Linked DNA regions of Homo sapiens: all the other regions are linked to region 3. Evidence: chromatin contacts called from ENCODE Hi-C or POLR2A ChIA-PET data. All regions are on one chromosome and are shown on one strand. The core of a region is the stretch at or near the end of the contact, and the rest is flanking DNA. Distances in the headings are between cores, read along the strand shown. Region 1 holds the start of PNMT (phenylethanolamine N-methyltransferase). Region 2 has its middle 16 kb from the start of GRB7. Region 3 holds the start of NR1D1 (nuclear receptor subfamily 1 group D member 1). Region 4 holds the start of CCR7 (C-C motif chemokine receptor 7). Region 5 overlaps IKZF3 (IKAROS family zinc finger 3). Region 6 overlaps ERBB2 (erb-b2 receptor tyrosine kinase 2).

What was found. Hi-C counts contacts between places; a loop is a spot of excess contacts on that map. ChIA-PET counts read pairs that join two places held with the same protein, here RNA polymerase II (POLR2A). Pooled maps may share reads with other maps.
Region 1: a loop to region 3 is called in a pooled map, with 3 times the contacts of the local background. The contact joins the promoter of PNMT here to the promoter of NR1D1 in region 3. A Hi-C loop is called at or near these places in 2 of 50 pooled maps. POLR2A ChIA-PET finds 5 or more read pairs at or near these places in 3 of 52 experiments (WTC11, activated CD4-positive, alpha-beta T cell and activated CD8-positive, alpha-beta memory T cell).
Region 2: a loop to region 3 is called in a map with no recorded cell type, with 19 times the contacts of the local background. The contact joins the enhancer-like site here to the promoter of NR1D1 in region 3. A Hi-C loop is called at or near these places in 11 of 37 single-sample maps with no recorded cell type and 10 of 50 pooled maps. POLR2A ChIA-PET finds 5 or more read pairs at or near these places in 1 of 52 experiments (naive thymus-derived CD4-positive, alpha-beta T cell).
Region 4: a pooled map shows a loop between it and region 3 (7-fold over the local background). The contact joins the promoter of CCR7 here to the promoter of NR1D1 in region 3. A Hi-C loop is called at or near these places in 1 of 37 single-sample maps with no recorded cell type and 7 of 50 pooled maps. POLR2A ChIA-PET finds 5 or more read pairs at or near these places in 2 of 52 experiments (HepG2 and WTC11).
Region 5: a loop to region 3 is called in a pooled map, with 3 times the contacts of the local background. The contact joins the enhancer-like site here to the promoter of NR1D1 in region 3. A Hi-C loop is called at or near these places in 1 of 50 pooled maps. POLR2A ChIA-PET finds 5 or more read pairs at or near these places in 3 of 52 experiments (WTC11, activated CD4-positive, alpha-beta T cell and endothelial cell of umbilical vein).
Region 6: a loop to region 3 is called in a map of Calu3, with 2.7 times the contacts of the local background. The contact joins the enhancer-like site here to the promoter of NR1D1 in region 3. A Hi-C loop is called at or near these places in 1 of 168 maps with a recorded cell type or tissue (Calu3) and 2 of 50 pooled maps. POLR2A ChIA-PET finds 5 or more read pairs at or near these places in 1 of 52 experiments (HepG2).

Annotation. Positions count from the first base shown.
Region 1 is chr17:39,666,899-39,669,702 of GRCh38, reverse strand. It overlaps PNMT (phenylethanolamine N-methyltransferase), which reads right to left and starts at 1,250. Exons shown (of 3, transcript NM_002686.4): 1 at 1,026-1,250; 2 at 1-74. The coding sequence starts at 1,227. RefSeq lists enhancers at 867-1,026, 2,460-2,804 and a silencer at 1,167-1,416.
Region 2 is chr17:39,752,870-39,755,796 of GRCh38, reverse strand. No RefSeq gene overlaps it. Among named protein-coding and RNA genes, the nearest start is that of GRB7, 16 kb to the right of the region's middle. RefSeq lists an enhancer at 237-286 and silencers at 777-1,506, 1,647-1,696, 1,737-1,876. Within about 2 kb of position 1,501, at least 35 of the 41 ENCODE cell types and tissues checked have a DNase peak (open chromatin) inside an H3K27ac peak, as active enhancers do.
Region 3 is chr17:40,099,070-40,102,099 of GRCh38, reverse strand. It overlaps NR1D1 (nuclear receptor subfamily 1 group D member 1), which reads left to right and starts at 1,511. Exons shown (of 8, transcript NM_021724.5): 1 at 1,511-2,036. The coding sequence starts at 2,006. RefSeq lists enhancers at 1,146-1,265, 1,746-1,815, 1,281-2,264, 2,265-3,030, 2,168-3,030 and silencers at 2,597-2,686, 2,697-3,030.
Region 4 is chr17:40,564,135-40,567,064 of GRCh38, reverse strand. It overlaps CCR7 (C-C motif chemokine receptor 7), which reads left to right and starts at 1,593. Exons shown (of 3, transcript NM_001838.4): 1 at 1,593-1,665. The coding sequence starts at 1,656. RefSeq lists an enhancer at 2,038-2,930.
Region 5 is chr17:39,841,719-39,844,793 of GRCh38, reverse strand. All of the region lies in intron 1 of IKZF3 (IKAROS family zinc finger 3), which reads left to right. Among named protein-coding and RNA genes, the nearest start is that of IKZF3, 21 kb to the left of the region's middle. Within about 2 kb of position 1,318, at least 3 of the 41 ENCODE cell types and tissues checked have a DNase peak (open chromatin) inside an H3K27ac peak, as active enhancers do.
Region 6 is chr17:39,704,533-39,707,368 of GRCh38, reverse strand. ERBB2 (erb-b2 receptor tyrosine kinase 2) reads right to left here. Exons shown (of 27, transcript NM_004448.4): 2 at 228-379. Among named protein-coding and RNA genes, the nearest start is that of ERBB2, 5.9 kb to the right of the region's middle. RefSeq lists an enhancer at 1,703-2,575. Within about 2 kb of position 1,433, at least 22 of the 41 ENCODE cell types and tissues checked have a DNase peak (open chromatin) inside an H3K27ac peak, as active enhancers do.

The sequences.
Region 1 (2,804 bases), core at 1-2,500, 430 kb after region 3:
GCTGCAGGCACTGAGCAGCTGGTACACGGTGGGGCCTGAACCAATGTCGATGAGGGTGCGTCCGGACACTTCACCTGGGCAGGGCAGAGGAAGAGGGTCCTGGTGCCAGCCAGCCCAGGCAGCCCCTGCCTCCTTACCCTTCCCTCCCCTGCATCTCCCTGCCTCTCTCTAGTTCTTCCTTCTCCTCTGCAAATGTGTCTCCATCTGGAAAAAGCATTGGCCCCAGAGTTAGACTGAACCCAGCTCCAACATGGGCTGCCCTTCGGAAGGGAACTTCACCGCTCTGAGACTCAGGTTTCACATCTAGAAGACTATACCTACTGGCCGGGCGCAGTGGCTCACACCTGTAATCCCAGCACTTTGGGAGGCCGGGGTGGGTGGATCCTAAGGTTGGGAGTTCGAGACCAGCCTGACCAACATGGAGAAGTCCCGTCTCTACTAAAAATACAAATAAATTAGCCAGGCATGGGGGCGCATGCCTGTAATCCCAGCTACTAGGGAAGCTGAGGCAAGAGAATCGCTTGAACCGGGGAGGCGGAGGTTGCAGTGAGCCGAGATGGCGCCATTGTACTCCAGCCTGGGCAACAAGAGCGAAACTCCGTCTCAAAACAAATAAAAAATAAAAATAAGTAAATAAATGAAAATAAAATAAAGAAAAAGAAAGAAAACAACTATACCTACCAGCCAGGCTCAGCGAGGAAATCCTGGCAGTTTCTCACCCCTGTCCCACATCTGCCTCCATTTCCTCCTATGCATCTCCACCTCAGTCTGTCCTGCATCCCCCACCTTAGCTCTCAATTCTGAGCACTCTCCGCCCCCTCTCTCCACCTCTCTCTCCTCTGCCCCTCTCCTAAGGGATGTTGCTCTTTTTTCTCTTCTGTTTGCACCTCTCAGCTATCTCTTGTTTCTTGGTCCCCATCTGTTAGGCGCCTGGTCTGTCTCCCTTTCCTTCTTTTTATTTCCCTGCGCCTGCTTTCACTCCCCGACGACCTCTTGTCCCTCGTGCCTCAGTTTCCCCCGCTCACCGGTGGCGAAGGTCTGCGCCAAGCAGCGCAGCTTCCACGGCCCGACGCCGTTCGGGTTGCACAGGTCCCCGCGAGGGGGCGCGTAGTTGTTGCGGAGGTAGGCGCGCGGCTCGAAGCGCTGGTAGGCCGAAGCCACCGCCGCCTGGCCCGGGGCCGAGTCAGGGGCTGCGCCCGCATTGGGGCTACGGTCTGCGCCGCTCATGCTGCCGCCGCGGTCCGCCCAGTGCCCCGCTCGCCTCGCGGCCCTTTTTTCTACCGCCCGACCCCCGCCCCGACCGGTCCGCTGTGGGGGCGGCAGCTGACCGCCGAGCCGCCCGGGGCCATGTGCGCCGCATCCTCCCCACCCATTCATCCATCTCCCTTAGTGTCCGGGCTGCAGACACACCGGAGGTGAGTGGGGCGGCGGCTGCAGCGGCAATCGTCCCCCACACCCCCGGCTCCGTACTTGCTCCCGCAGCCCTCGCCCTCCGCCTCGCCTGCCCCGCCCCGAGTCCCGCCTCTGGGCGCCCCCCACCCTCAGTTCCTCACCCCCACAATCTTTAGACCCCCTCACCCCCGCCGGCCGGCCCCTCCCATCTCTCTTCTCCAGCCCCCCGCAGCCATTCACCTCTTTTGCCCAGCAGCCCGCCCCTTCTCTTTCCTGATTCGAGGTGGAGACTGGGGAATTAGGCCCTTTCCCCAGTTTCCCCCTCGCAGCGCCCTCCGCGACGAGGCCCCAGACCCCGCCAGGCTCCCCTCCCTCCCGGACACCCGTCCCAGCACCCACCCTTCCCTTAGAACTGCCACACAACTCCCCCTCCCCGCCCCTCCTCCAGGCCTCTCTCGTCCGTTGCTATGCCACCGGGCCCTCCAGCGACACCCCCTCCCCACCCCGCCCCAGAAAGGACAGTCCGTTCCGGCCTCCGCTGTGGTCGCTCCGGGGGCCCCAGAGCAGGGCGCGGCACTGCCCGTCCGATGGCAGGCGCGATAGGGGAGGTGAGCTGTGCTAATGCACTTAGCGGGCGGAACAGCCGGGCCTCCCCTGCGGGCCCCGCGGGTTCCCAGCCGCTTATCTGGGGGCTCCCGAGGACAGAAGGTTCGGGTTCGGGTTGTTCCCGCCACTTCGGGGGCGGCGCCGGACCCGGGTGAGGGCAGAGGGCTTGGGCAGGGGAGGGGCAGGACGCATTCGCGGAGGGCCGCCGGGGCCACCGGGGAGCGCAGTCCGGGCCTTGGGGCCCAGCCGATTTGGGGTCCTGCGGATGTAGGGGCTCTGACCCCACTCCTCTCGCAGCCCACCCTCCAGCTTCCCTCCGAAGGAGCGGCCAGGCCAGGCATGAAGATTCTGCTCAGCACCCCAGGTTCTGGCTGTCAAAATGCCAGGGTCTCCCCACCTATCTCCCAGATGGGAAGCCAATTCTGCCTGTGGCATCTCCGTGGTCTTCCTGAAGACCCCTTCCTTCCCCTCTGGATGAGTCCCGGGCCCTTCTGCCCTGGGTAGGTCACCAGCCCAGCTCCTGCCACCGTGGGTTCCTGGCCCCGCTTGATGTGGGCCTCCTCCATGCCATTCCCTCCCCCTTGTCCCCAGGGGAAAGTCTCCTTGGGAGAGGCAGCTAGGTTGGGACATGAGTCACCACAACAGCTGCAGGGGTCACAGAGGGGAGCCTGACCCCCTAGCACCTCCAACCTTCCCTGGCTTCCAGGGCAGGGGGTGTGGAGCGAGACACAGCTGAGGATTGATTCTGTCTGGATTCAGAACTGAGAGGCAGGTTAGTTTTAGAGGTCACTGACCCCGTTCACACC
Region 2 (2,927 bases), core at 252-2,751, 350 kb after region 3:
CCAATCCCCATCCCACCCCCACTGGAATTGCATTCTCAGTGTCTCACTGAGAATGTCTCACTCACAGACCTCAGCTGCCCCGCTAGACTCCTGGGGAGCTGTGTGTCTCTTTGCGTGTGCGTGTCTGTCTCCATGTGTGCCTGTCTCTCTCCTTGCATGTCTGTCTGTGTGTGTCTGTGTATCTGTGTGTGTGCGCGCGTGCACGTGTCTCGTGTGTGTGTGTTTGTGTGTGTTGAGGGAAAGCAGGCTGAGTCAGTGAATCCAGCAAAGCTCTGAAGTCCCAAGCAAAAGACAGTCGCAGACTCCCGCAACTATTTGGAGTCCTGGTTCCAATCCCAGCCCTCTCCCTCTCGGGATGAGCCCAGACACTTGACTTCCCCTTCTGGGCGTTGATTTTCCCCAGAGTCAGGGATCTCTGAAGGGCCTTCCAGCTGGTACTCCTAAGACAGGCCTCAACCTCACTGCACCAGCCGGGCTCCAGGTCTTCCCTCTCTCTCCTCTCCTCACTGGACGCTGGAGCTAGAGTAATAGTGGCCGGGCCCTGACTCTCTCAAGATGTCATTTTCCTAACTGTTCTATCAAATTCCAATCCTGGACCCCAGGGGTAGGGGACAGGATCCCCTCACCTGTGGAATTATAGGAGGCTCGGAATAACGCGCGCTGAGGCTGGGTCTGAACCCCCGGCCCCCGCCCTTTCTCAGGTTCTCCTCTTAATTCTGCGTGGACCCAGACCCCAGATTCCCGGCTAGGGTGCCTGGGAGAGGAAAGGGAGGCCGGCGGAGAGGGGGCAGGGGTGCGGCGCGCGGTGGGAGTGAGGGGGGTGTGAGGGGAGGGGCAGCTGCACTTCTGAGAAACAGCTCGGCGTCTCAGCAGCCCGCAGCCTAACCCCCTGCCTGCGGCTTCACAGCTCCCTCCTCCCGCCGCCCACGCCGCTCGGGGCCTCTCCGGGGGTCGGCAGCCCCGGCGGAGACGGTGTCTGCTGGGGAGGAGCGGCAGCTCGGGGGACAGCAAAGTGGAACCCATGGGGGGTGGGAGTGGACATGGAGGAAAGCGTGGGTCGCGTGACACCCCAGGAGTGAAAGGCCTCCCCTCATCGGGGTCCCGAGCGCCGGATCTCGGCGTGCCCGCGTGTTCCCCCGCTGCCCCCGCGCTGTCCTATCACAGCCCGAGCAGGATCCAGAAGTGAAACTGCCCGGGTCACAGCCCAGCGCCGCTGCTGCACCCCGCCCCGCCCTTCCGGGCACTGCCGCTGCGCAGGATCTCCCGGCGCTCGGGCGCCTGCGGGGAGGAAACGGGGGAGGGGCAGGGGAAGTGCCCCCGCGGGCATCTGCAGCGCGCGGCCGCTCTCCTCCGGGGTGCCCGCGCGTAACCGGGGTGGGAACCTCGAGAGACAGGAGCCCCGGAGGCCTGGCCGCGGCGACCGCACTTCCCGCGACGGCCGCTGGGTGTCACTGCAGCCGCGCGGCTGAATCGGCTCGGCGCCTGCGGGAGTGGGGGACGGTGGGACGCCGGGACTAGGCCGTCGCGCTGCACGCCAGTCTCGCCTGCCCGCGCCTGGAGGCTCCGCGACGCTGGGATGCGGCGCCCACACCTTCCTCCACCCGCCTGGCCAAGGAAGCACCTCCCGCCTCGCCCACAGACTCGCAGCGAGGCCCGGACTAAGCAACGCCCCGGGGCGACCGGCTCGTTGCTGCGGCGCCACGCAAGCCACGAAACCGATGGCGCGTCCCCTCGTGGGGCCGAGTTCAAAGAGCCGCGACCCCGACGCGCGCCCCCTGGCGAAGCCGGCGGCCTTCCCTCCGCAGAGGCACGAGGGGCCGCCACGACGGAGGGTGGCTCGGTGGAGCCTGGCGCCCGTCGGCCCCGGCGCGCGCATGCGACTTGGGTGGTGGCGGAAGGGCGGGCGGCGGGGCAGATCGCCTCAGGCACCGGCCCAGAACGGCTGAGAGACGGGTCCCCCGTGTATCCTCCCCTACCCCAACCTGGCCTGACAAGTGTGGGATCCAGCCTTACCCAGCCACCCCCTGGCCCCAACACTAAGTTCCTCCAGTAGATGTGTGGGGCAGGGTGCCTCAGCCTGGGAGGAAGGAACCCTCCCTTGGGAGGCCAAAGCGGGAGGATCACTTGAGGTCAGGAGTTTGAGATCAGTCTGGCCAACATGGCAAAACCCCGTCTACTAAAAATACAAAAATTAGCTGGGCGTGGTGGCGCACGCCTGTAATCCCAAACTACTCAAGAGGCTGAGGCAGGAAAATCGCTTGAACCCAGGGGGTGGAGGTTGCAGTGAGCTGAGATCAGCCACTGCACTCCAGCCTGGGCAACAGAGTGAGACTGTAAAAAAAAAAAAAGAGAGAGCGAGAGAGAGATCCCTGGAATCTTTTGGGAAATTGGGGTAGTGCCAGTAGGAATGCCCTGGAGGACAGGACTCAGGGCATGGGAGTTGGGCAGGTGAATGCGGATGACCGTGCCTGTTGGTCACAGCTGTGTGAGGGTGCGGGTGGCCCGTTCCATCCCTGCTTACAGCTTCCCCTCCAACTCCAAGGTCACAGGGCCCAGTTCCACTACCCAGACCCTAAGGAGATCCACGTGGTTGTCCTGAGGGGGTGGTTTCTGCCTTCCAATCTCCCTCAGTCTGCCCCAAACCACCCTAAAATAAACCTAATCCAAGTAAGAACAAAGTGCTTACAACAAAAATGCAGCTCCAGGCCCGGCGCGGTGGCTCACACCTGTAATCCCAGCACTTTGGGAGGCTGAGGCGGGCGGATCACATGAAGTCGGGAGTTCGAGACGAGCTTCACCAACGTGGATAAACCCCATCTCTACTAAAAATACAAAATTGCTGGGCGTGGTGGTGCATGTCTGTAATCCCAGCTACTTGGGAGGCTGAGGCAGGAGAATTGCTTGAACCCAGGAGGTGGAGGTTGCGG
Region 3 (3,030 bases), core at 262-2,761:
GCTGCCTAAGAAGCTTCCATCCCCTCCATGACCCAAGCCCTCTAACATGATAGATCTCCTCTACTTGAGATCTGTTATTACTCATGGGACAGTTGCTGCTCTGAAGCGAAATACTGGCTGTTTTTTGTTTGTTTGTTTTGGAGACAGAGTCTCACTCTATCCCCCAGGCCGGAGTGCAATGGCGATCTCGGCTCACTGCAACCTCCACCTCCCGGGTTCTAGCGATTCTCCTGCCTCAGCCTCCTGACTAGCTGGGATTACAGGCACCCACCACCACATCCGGCTAATTTTTGTATTTTTAGTAGAGACGTGGTTTCACCGTGTTGGTCAGGCTGGTCTCAAACTCCTGACCTCAGGTGATCAACCCACCTCAGCCTCACAAAGTGCTGGGATTACAGGCATGAGCCAAAGCACCCGGCAATGCTGGCTGTTTCTAACCCCTGTTCAGTATTTCACTTGTACATCTACCCACCTTCCCATTCGGGGTGGGCAGATGAAACTAGCAATGGACGTCTGACCTTGGGTCGGTCACTTCTCCTAAGCTTCCTGTTCCCCACTAGTAAAAAGAGGGAGGCTTAAGATGATCTACATGTTCCCCTCTGAGTAGTAATCTTCTGTGGAATTCATATTTTATCCTCCAGCACCGAGGGGCAGGGGTGTCACTCTGCCCCCACCCCCTGCCTCACCTCTTCCCCATTACTTTAGGACCTCAAAGCACTTTCACTATTAGTTCCCCTCTGTTGTCCTTTTTATTTCCCAGACAAAGGGAAATGACTCACCCCAAAGTCAACTGGAGTGGGTGGAATGGTGTCATACAAGCAAACAGGGAGTCCCTACAGACATCCCTACCTCTGTGGGAACTCCTTCCCCTGGAGGTGTTCTCCCTAAGGCGAGTAGAAGGGAAAGGGGGTCACATTTCCTTTCCTTCTCTGGACTTTGCCCTGAAGCAGAGGGCAGCCTAAGCTCCTGACTCCAGGGAAATCTCCCTCCCCGGCTTCTCTCTCTCCCGGTCACCAGTAACCTCAGGACGAGGTCAGTCCTGCAATCACGTGAAGCCCTCACGTTTGCAAGGTTTGCAGAAAGGGCCTCTTAGCTTTGATCTCCCAGACAGCAAACAAGCTTGCCAGTCCCTCCCCAGAAATTCACATGCCCCTGCCATACAGGCTTTCTAAACACGCCACCCTGACTCTTCAGCGCACCCCACCCCACCCCACTCTCAGCTCCTCCCAGGTCCCGGCAAGCGCTTTGCCAGGCAGAAAGGGGAAAGGCACGCAGTCCGCCCACTTTGTCGGTGGACTACAAATCCCGACAGTCTTGTCGTTGCGCAGGCGCGCAAGAGCTCAACGTGCCGGCTGTTGGAAAAGTGTGTCACTGGGGCACGAGGCGCTCCCTGGGATCACATGGTACCTGCTCCAGTGCCGCGTGCGGCCCGGGAACCCTGGGCTGCTGGCGCCTGCGCAGAGCCCTCTGTCCCAGGGAAAGGCTCGGGCAAAAGGCGGCTGAGATTGGCAGAGTGAAATATTACTGCCGAGGGAACGTAGCAGGGCACACGTCTCGCCTCTTTGCGACTCGGTGCCCCGTTTCTCCCCATCACCTACTTACTTCCTGGTTGCAACCTCTCTTCCTCTGGGACTTTTGCACCGGGAGCTCCAGATTCGCCACCCCGCAGCGCTGCGGAGCCGGCAGGCAGAGGCACCCCGTACACTGCAGAGACCCGACCCTCCTTGCTACCTTCTAGCCAGAACTACTGCAGGCTGATTCCCCCTACACACTCTCTCTGCTCTTCCCATGCAAAGCAGAACTCCGTTGCCTCAACGTCCAACCCTTCTGCAGGGCTGCAGTCCGGCCACCCCAAGACCTTGCTGCAGGGTGCTTCGGATCCTGATCGTGAGTCGCGGGGTCCACTCCCCGCCCTTAGCCAGTGCCCAGGGGGCAACAGCGGCGATCGCAACCTCTAGTTTGAGTCAAGGTCCAGTTTGAATGACCGCTCTCAGCTGGTGAAGACATGACGACCCTGGACTCCAACAACAACACAGGTACTGAGATTTCTTTACTATCATCTTTTCCCTGTCACTGTCTCCCCACCTCCATCTACGCCTTATAAAAAGAGGAACTTTGTAAGGGACTGGGGTGTCCCTCGGCCCGGAGATTTGCTAACGTGCTGCGGTGCTTTAGTGTGGGATTTCCAGAGCGGCTTGTTCGGGCTGGAAATGCTCTCAGAAACGCCCCATCACCACCCCTCAGAGTCCCAAAGCTCCCTTGAGCCTCGAATCCCTGGGCAGGAGGAAATGGAGAGGAGGTACGGGTGGTGAAGCGAAGAATTTAGGGGGACTGGGAGCTTTGGAACAGTGCCCCGAAACGGCCCCATCTGTCCACTACCTGCAGCTGTAGTATGCCTGGCCTCAGAAAACGGACCCCCTCCCCTCTTGTCTTCCCCCTCCTCTAGTTCCTGCAGGCGCGAGGGAATCTGAGAAGAGTGGCGCGATGGGGTTCAGGGAAGGAGGGGCTGGGAGAATCGTTCGGATCTCACTGGGGAATCCTCAGTGACAGGAGGGAGCGACACTTGAGGAGTCCAGAGCGTGGTGCCCGGCCCGAGGGAGGGCACCTACAGGGCTCCGGCCGCCGGGAGGGCTCACATGGCTCTAGAGCCGGGCCCACGTGCTGCGTTTGTTTTCATTCAGCAGAAGCCGTGGCTGCCACCCCATTGGTCGTTGCCTCCCGGCCTCGTTACATAATGAGCTCCGCCCCCCCGGTCGCCCCGGCAACGCGTGTTCCCTTCTCTCCTCCCCTAGGTTGTCCTGGCCCTGCTATCGTTCGGGGTCCAGCCCACGACCTGGTGGCCGGGGAAGGGCGGGTAGGAGGCGGGGCGACTGCTCTCGATTGACGGGAAGCGAGGAGGGCGGGGCCTCGAGTTCCGGGGTTCCTCGTTGGGGAGCCACGTGCGAGAGGCACACGTGGAGCAGGGACGTGAGGCCGGCTGAGGGCCCAGCTCCCGCCCTGCCCCGCCCCGCCGAGATCTGGGTGAAGCTG
Region 4 (2,930 bases), core at 344-2,843, 460 kb before region 3:
CCGGGCATGGTGGCTCATGCCTGCAATCCCAGCACTTTGGGAGGCCGAGGCTGGCAGATCACCTTAGGTTAGGAGTTTGAGACCAGCTTGGCCAACATGGTGAAACCCCGTTTCTACTAAAAATACAAAAATTAGCCAGGCATGGTGGCACGTGCCTGTAGTCCCAGCTACTTGGGAGGCTGAGGCAGGAGAATCACTTGAACCCAGGAGGTGGAGACTGCAGTAAGCCAAGATCGTGCCACTGCACTCCAGCCTGTGCAACAGAGTAAGACTCCATCTCCAAAAAAAAAAAAGAAAAAAGAAAAAAAACACAATGAGATACCACTTTACAGCCACTAGGATGGCTAGAATCAAAAGAATGGACAATAGTAAGTTTTGTTGACAATGTGGAACCCTCACGCATTGTTGATGGGAACAAAATGGTGTAGTCACTTTGGAAAACAGTTTGATAGTTCGTCAAAATGTTAAATATATAATTACCATATGACTCAACAATTTCACTTCTAGGTATATACCCAAGAGAAATAAAGCATATGTCCACACAAACACTTGCACATAAATATTTATAGCAGCATCATTCATAATAGCTAAAAGGGAAAACAGCCCAAACATCCAACTGATGACAGACAAACAAAATGTGGCATATCCATACAATGGAATGTTATTCAGCCATAAAAAGGAATGGGGAATGGATCCATACCACCACATAGGTAACCTTGAAAACACTAACTGAAAGAAGCCAGATGTGAAGGTCACATATTGATACTTCTATTTATGTGAAATGTTCAGAATAGGAAAATCTATAGAGCCAGAAAGTAGATTTGTGGTTGCCAGGGGCTTTCGATGACAGGAGGGGAGGGGAGCAGTCATTGCTAGTGATTACAGGGTTCTTGAGAGGGAGTGAGAAAAAATGTTCTAAAATGTATTGTGGTGATGGTTGCATAACTCTGTGAACATACAAAAACCATTGAATTCTATACTTTAAAAAGGTAAATTTTATGGGATGTGGATTATAGCTCAATAAAGCTGTCATTAAGAAAGGAAAAGGAAGGGAGGGGAGAAGAGGGAAAGGGGAGGGAGGGGAGGGGAGGGGAAGGGGGGAGAAAAAAGATACATCGTGGCATATCTCTTCCCTTTTACCTGTCATTATGTGTCAGTGCCTCCCATTGGCCTAAACTACCCAGAAGCCAGAGGGAAAGCCATTTGGGACTATATTCCACTGTGACACTGAGCAGAGCAAGGGAAGGATGGGGACACTTCTCTCACACATCTCTGACTCCCCAACATCTAACCCATGGCCTGGCATGTGATATTCATGCTATAAATATTTGTTGAATCAGTAAATGGCCCCTCATCTAGATTCTGCCAGGCAGCGCAGGGGGCTTTTTGAATGTAAATGACCTAATGATTCAGGATCCTATGACCAGCGACTGTCACCCTCTGTCACCTTTCTTCTGCCCCTTTATCTCTGAAGGCATTGAAGGGGCCCTGCATGAGTCAGGGAGGGCTGGGGGGAGGAGCAAGGGTGGGAGGGGCAGGGAAGAGGGTGGCTTCTCCGACAACTTAAAAGGGGCTTGAACCACTTCCTCCCCAGACAGGGGTAGTGCGAGGCCGGGCACAGCCTTCCTGTGTGGTTTTACCGCCCAGAGAGCGTCATGGACCTGGGTGAGTGAGCCTCTTCATGTGAGAAGGAACAGTACCAGGGTCTTGGACACCCAGACTGACCCTGTGGAATGGGGGTGGAGGATGCGGGTGGAGCGCATAGGGGTGCTTCCTGGAGAAATCAGTTCTGATTTGGTGGGCATTGGAAGCTACTTCCAGAGAATGCCCCCTGCTGTCCCAGGAGGGGTGCACCTGCCCTTTCAGACCTGGAGAAGGGGTCAGCCTTTGGTGCCAGTGGGGACAAGGGAGGGGCCGAGATCATGTCTTTCTAAAACAGCAGGGACATAAGAGAGTGGCGGGGCTGGGCTTGGTGGTCTGGCAGAACCTGTTCTCATCATGAGGGTGATAGGTTAGGCCCTCTGGGACCTCTGGGGACAGGTTTCAACAGAGAAATTCTCCCTAGAGAGCTTAGGACCTTTTACCCACTCTCTGATTCCCACCTTTCTCCCCTGCCAAATATTCATATACCTGTCCACTTGGGGTCATGAGGAGATGCAAATGAAACGTGACTGGGTTGTGAGAATGGTGCGGTGCATTGCAAATGCAAGCTCTGGTTGCTTTCTCTCTGCTGCACATCCCACCTGCTTTGATCTGGCTTTGCTGTTGCCTCTTGCAAGTTAAGGAACGGGCAGGCAACATGGAATGGGATGGCAAGGGGCACTCAGCTTGGAGAAATCATAGCCAGGCCTTCAGCACAGCCCCTGCCCCTGAGCAAACCTCACGCACTCTGCCCCGGCAGATAACTCTACTCTTTAGAAAGCCCTTTCTCAGGTCTAACCTAGAAGGGGTCAAGGGGAAGCACTGAGGGTGTTCTGAGTGGTTCATCCAGCTCCAGACGCCCCCTTTATAAATCTCAGCTGTGGAGTCAGACCAGGCTGAGGCTAAGAAGACCAGGTTCCTAGATGGCTTGTCTCACCAGCAAACAATGCACCACGGCGGCCTCAAAGCCGCAAAGGGTTGGCTTTAAAAAGTGAAGGTTCCCTGGTGCTGTCCTCACACCCCTCCTCGCCACACCACAGCCTCCTTGATTTCATCTCTTACTTTCCCGCCTGCCCTGAACGCTGGATCTGGACCCAGCAAACAGCTGTGAAAGGGTTAAAGTGGTCACCCCACCCACTGACTGTGAACTCCTGAAAGGCAGGTTCAGGTGCTTTGAGGATGTGAGGAGAAAATGTCTGCGGAATGAATGAATACACCGTATCAAGAACTCCGTAGAGTTTAGTTTTTGAAAATCTCTTCCAAATGCCTCATTTCCCAGCCAATCTACC
Region 5 (3,075 bases), core at 69-2,568, 260 kb after region 3:
AAAATTAGTTGAGCATGGTGTCGCATGCCTGTAATCCCAGCTACTTGGGAGGCTAAGGCAGGAGAATCGCTTGAACTGGGCAGGCGGAGGTTGCCGTGAACCGAGATCGCACCATTGCACTCCAGCCTGGGCAACAAGAGCAAAAAAATAAAAAATAAAAAAACAAGACTCTGTCCCCCCCAAAAAAATGAATGATGGTGATAATGAAAAAATTTTATAAAGAAAAATAAAGCAGGTAAGAGGAAAGAAAATGACAATGGAAGATGACATTTTATGTAGGGTAATTAGGTAAACCTTGTTTGAATAGGTGACTTTTAAGCAGATACTTGAATGAAAAGAGAAATTGAGCCAAGTGGCTTCTAAGAGGAAAGCATTATAGTCAGGGGGAAGGGTAAATGCAAAGGCCTTGAGGCAGGAGCATGCTTTCCCTGTTCAAATAACAGGAGAAATGTAGACAATTGATGAGATTTATATTTCAACAAAATTAACCCACTCCAAGATTCTTCCATCATTTGCCCCAGATATGTATAAACATCAGTACAGGAAACTATATTTCTATCAAAAGCAATATAGGGACTCTTCCTACTTAACTTTGTAGAGCATTCTTTTGGAAAATATTTCAAAGCTATGTTGACTGCCTACACATTAAAAAGACCACAGTAGACCCCATCAAATGGAAACTTTTTGTGGATTTGTTAGGGGGGACTGAAGTGTAAAGAAGTTACAAAATGATTAATTAAAAACTAAGATGTTTTTGCTGCATTTAGAAATATTTAACAAGTTTCTGGTCTTCATTTGGGAGTTCCTTCACCATCTGTCCACTCCTGTCTTTGAATGGGCTTCATGTTCTTATAAATACCTTGAAGTTTAGGGGGGAAATACACTTCAATCTATCTTGTTGTTGTGTTTTAATTTAGTAGCTAATAAGAACATTCATGTGACCTGATCACAGATGGTTTTCCTATCTCTTTTTTTTTTTTTTTTTAAAAGACGGAGTCTCACTCTGTCGCCCAGGCTGGAGTGCAGTGGTGCCATCTCGGCTCACTGTAACCTCTGCCCCCCGTGTTCAAGCGATTTTCCTGTTATGAATGCTAAGGTAGTCAGAATCTCATTTTTCTCTTCGAAACTACACTCAGTTACTTCTGGTGCTATTTACAGTACACAAAGGACACTTTAAAAATATTGAGAGCTATTTAAATGTCAGAGGGTTTAAAATATTCAGGGGACCAAGACCTTTTGCCTTTAGTTCACCAAATCAAAAGCCATCTTTCTGTGTAGTGACTAAAAGATGTTCCCACATGAAGGTTGCTCATGTGAAAGCTTTGAGCTAGTTTTCGTTCTTTCTTTTTTTTTTTCCCTCCGTTAAGAATCTTTTCAGCATGCAGTTGAAAGTTTCATAGTTAGCGTTTTTAAAAAACACTATCGAACTTACAGAAAAGTTGCAATACAGCACAAAAAAACTTTTTTTCTGCAAGTTTTTAAAGTAAGTTGCTGACACGGTGCTCTATCCCTGTCCTATGCTTTAGAGTATGTGCCCTGCCTTCACAATAAAATCATCAAAACCAGGAAATCAACATTACTACCATTCAATCCTCAGACCCCATTCAAGTTTCTCCAGTTGCTTCTGTGATGTTCTTTACCACAAGATATTTCGGTTCAGGATCACACATTGCTTTTCGTTGTCATGTCTCTTTCCTCTCCTTCAGTCTGGAACAGTTCTTCAGTCTTTCATGACCTTGAAACTTTTGAGGATTATAAGCCAGCTGCTTTGTAAACTATCCCTGCAAATTCGAGTTTGGTTGTTTCTTTATGGTTTGATTTGTGTTTTGCATATTTGGCAGGAATATCACAGAAGTGATGCTGTGTTCTACTCACTATCAGAAGGCACATAATTTTTGTTTGTCCCATTACTGATGATGACCACATGTAACTTTGCTCAGTTACAGTGATATCGAACAGGCTTTTCCATTATATAGGTGCTCTTTTCTTTCAACCTTGTAATTAATAAGTATTTTTGGAGAGAAGCACTTTGAAACTATATAAATATCCCATCTGTCACCACACTTTTAATTTATTCATTTATTAACATCAGAATGTTAATAATATACTCATGAATTTGTACATGAATAATGTACTCATGAATAATGTACTCAGAATGTACTCATGAATTTCTGTTTTTTTCCCAATGAGTTATAGTCTAATACTATTATTATTTTATGCTCCCTTGTCCCAGATTTGGCCAATGGAAACCCCTTCAGGATGACTGCTCTATACTTTTAAGATATCCACTTCATTCTGTGAGCACTTCCTTGCTTTCTGGCACAGCAAAATGTTCCCGACTTATACTTTCAATTCTCATGCCTTAGCCACCCCAGTAGCTAGTACTACAGGCATGCGCCACCATGCCTGGCTAATTTTTGTATTTCTGGTAGAGATGGGGTTTCGCCATGTTGGCCAGTCTTGTCTCAAACACTTGAGGCTGAGGCGGGCCTCAAATGATCCACCTGCCTCAGCCTCCCAAAGTGTTGGGATTATAGGAGTGAGCCACTATGCCCATCTTGGAGTAAACCATTTCTTCAGGGAGCCTCATTCCTTTAAATGGAGAATAATATTTAGAAGTTAATATCTAGACGCTATTGTAGTTTCACTGTTCCTAGGTGCTCTCAGTGAACGGGGAAAGGGACTGTATTTATGTATACCCATATACACACATTTACATCTATATTTTATCTGGTTTTTTTTTTTTTTTTTTTTTTTTGCTTTGTTGTCATCCAGGCTGGAGTGCAGTGGCACCTTCATAGCTCACTGTAGCCTTGAACTTGTGAGTTCAAGTGATTCTCCTGCTTCAGCCTCCTGAGTAGCTAGGACTACAGGCACACTTCACCACACCCTTCTAATTTTAATATTTTTTTGTAGAGACAGGGTCTCACTATGTTGCCCAGGCTAGTCTTGAACTCCTGGTATCAAGCAATCCTCCTGCCTTGGCCTCCCAAAGTGCTGGGATTACAGGCATGAGTCACCTCGCCTGGCCTATCTTTTTATATATAGTAGAAGCCATGAGTTCATGCCAGTACA
Region 6 (2,836 bases), core at 184-2,683, 390 kb after region 3:
GACGCATCCCATCCAGACATGACCTCGGCCAGCCACGTTATAGAGAGAGTCAACTGATTCTGCAGTAAAATGAATGGGGGTTAGATGTTAGAAAGGACTTCCTGGTTGAGAAACCACAACAAGAGAGGAAACAGAAGGGCAGGGCACCTTCTTCTGCCACCCACCTGTAAACAGAGGGCTCAGCCCAGCTGGAGGCAGGGCCTGGCTGGGTTGCCCACGGGCCTCACCTGCAGGAAGGACAGGCTGGCATTGGTGGGCAGGTAGGTGAGTTCCAGGTTTCCCTGCACCACCTGGCAGCCCTGGTAGAGGTGGCGGAGCATGTCCAGGTGGGTCTCGGGACTGGCAGGGAGCCGCAGCTTCATGTCTGTGCCGGTGCACACTGGCAGGAGAGAGCAGATGGGTCAGAGGACACTGGCGGGGGACCTTCTCAGACCTGGCCACCCCATCCAAACTCACTCCAAGTCATGCCACCTCAGACAGGGAGAAGCCTGACTGAAGGACCCCTCCGCCCATGTCCCTTGCACACTGCAGGTTTAACAGCAGGAGAAAGCTTGCGTGCTTGGGAAGTAGAGGGATTTCAGGGGAAAGGCTTCTTCTGACTAGGCCCACCCTGTGCATTCAGAGGCTGCCCCAGCGTGCCAGCCCTGGGGAGCTCGCCCGCCAGTACAGGGTGTTGGCTGGCAAAGAAAGGCTTCCTTTGTCCCAAAGGCACAACTCAGGGCAAAGGGGTAAAAATCCCCCAAGAGAGGCGATGACGAATCATGAATCTTCTGGATACCCCCTGCCCCTCTCCCAAGCAAACAAACTCGGTGCATTCTCCCTATGCCATTCCAGCACACCCACATGCCAACCTCTTGGCAAGGGATCCACACCCCCGTAATGCCACCCAGAGAGTGGGGAAGGAGGGTCAGCTGGAGTTGCAGCTGAGGCATGGGACAACCGGGGCTCTGGTCATTGCAGAGACCTCTGGGAGTCCCCCATGAAGAGAAAAGGAGCGTCAGATTCCAGTTGTGGGCATCTGGACCCAGGCTGCAGATCCCAGGCCAGGGTGAAGCATGCGCCAAAGGTTCCTGCGCTGGCACCCTCACCCTGGCCACCTCCTCAGGGCAAGACTCCAGAACCAGCTGGCAGAATGTGTGCCACGAAACTGCTGCCACAAAGGCACTACGTCAGCCCTGCATACCTGCCCAGCGCGAGCCATCAGCCATGGGGCATAGGGCTGAACTGCCACACCTGGCCCACTTGGACCCCAGCCTGGTATCCCTGAGACCAGAAATGCCCACTAAGGTCAGGAATACTAGAGGAGGTAAAGCACCCCTGGTGAGGGGCGCCGGGGTAGCAGCTCACACCAGGCCTGCCAGTGAGGGGAGATTAAAGTGCCCAGTTGAACTTGTTTTTCTGCTCTGGTGAGATGAATCACCTGGCGTGTCTTGCCCAGGAGATCGGAAGGGTGGGGGCAGAGGGCACCCTCAGGCCCACAGGTGCCTGAGCTGCCCAGAATTCCTGCCGGTCACTGCTCCGCCTCCCACAGGCTACATGCAGATTCAGGGACAGCACAAGGGCTGGCTTGGGGTCTGACACCAGAGGCACTGCTCTCCCAGCAAGTTGGAGCCTAAGGTCAAATCCTAGGGGGTAATACGAGGTACCCCCTGCCTTCAGATTGCTGGGAGAGGCTGGTAGGGCAAGCCCCCAGGTTCCCTGCCTGGGCCAGTGGCCAGTGGCCACAAACTGGTGGTCTCCTAGTGATACTCAGAATGGCCTCTATTCCCACCTCTCTAGGCAGATAAGGACAAAGAGGGAGGAACAGGAGGGAGGAACAGAAATAGAACTCAAGGGTCCATGTCCCTGAGGGAGGCCTCCCCACTCCATGCCTCACCCACTTGCACCCCCTCCTCTTCCCCACACTTCCTCCCCCAACAGACTCCCAAGAGAAACAGGAGCTGGGGGTGGCAGGCCAGGCCCAAAATAACGCCCTGCTGCCAGGACCTCCCCCGGCCTCAGCCCTTCAGCTGCTTTATAGACACAGCTGTCTGCAGGCCCAGACCCCAGGCCCTGGCCCAAGCCCAGGGTCTCCACAGGGCTGGGGCAGGGTCCGACTCCACCCCCTGTAGCCCTTTTCAAGGGATACCAGCTGTGGCCGCCAGGCAATAGGAAAACAACAACAATGGGGAGTGGGGGCCGCCACAGTAACTGAGCTGAGCACCTACTGTGTGCCTGGCAGGCACTCTCGGTGGATCTGCATAACATGCTCCAGAGACTGGGGCTGCAACCTCCATCTTGCAAAGAAGACAACTGAGGCTGGCAGGGGTTAGCTCTCGCCTCATAAAGCTTGTGAGCAACAGGCAGGACTGGAACTCAGGCTGGCCTGCCTTCAGATCCCACATTCCTTCCACTAGGCCTAACTGCACACACACAAATCCACCCCACACCCCACGCCAACATAAATACACACTAATTCTCCCAATGCCACCGATAAACACCACAGGCTCTACGGAGGGCAGGGTGGCTGGGCTGGGTTGGGCTGGAGGGTCAGAACGGGTGGTAGCCCCACCCCACTAGTGAGTTTGTTTACCTGATTTGTGGCCAATTTGAGTCTGATTAAGAATCTTAAAGTGTTTGCAGACAGGTGGTAAAATTGGTACCCTGAGAACGGTTCCCAGGGAACTGGAGGCTTGCTGGCTAACACCCCCACCAGCCTACATGAAGTCAAGAAGGTCTTCCTGACACCTCCCTCCCACTCTCCCATCTCCTTACCATTGTCCCCATATCTGCCCTGTCCCATTGGTTTTCTTTTTTTGAGATGGAGTCTCGCCCTGTCGCCAGGCTGGAGTGCAGT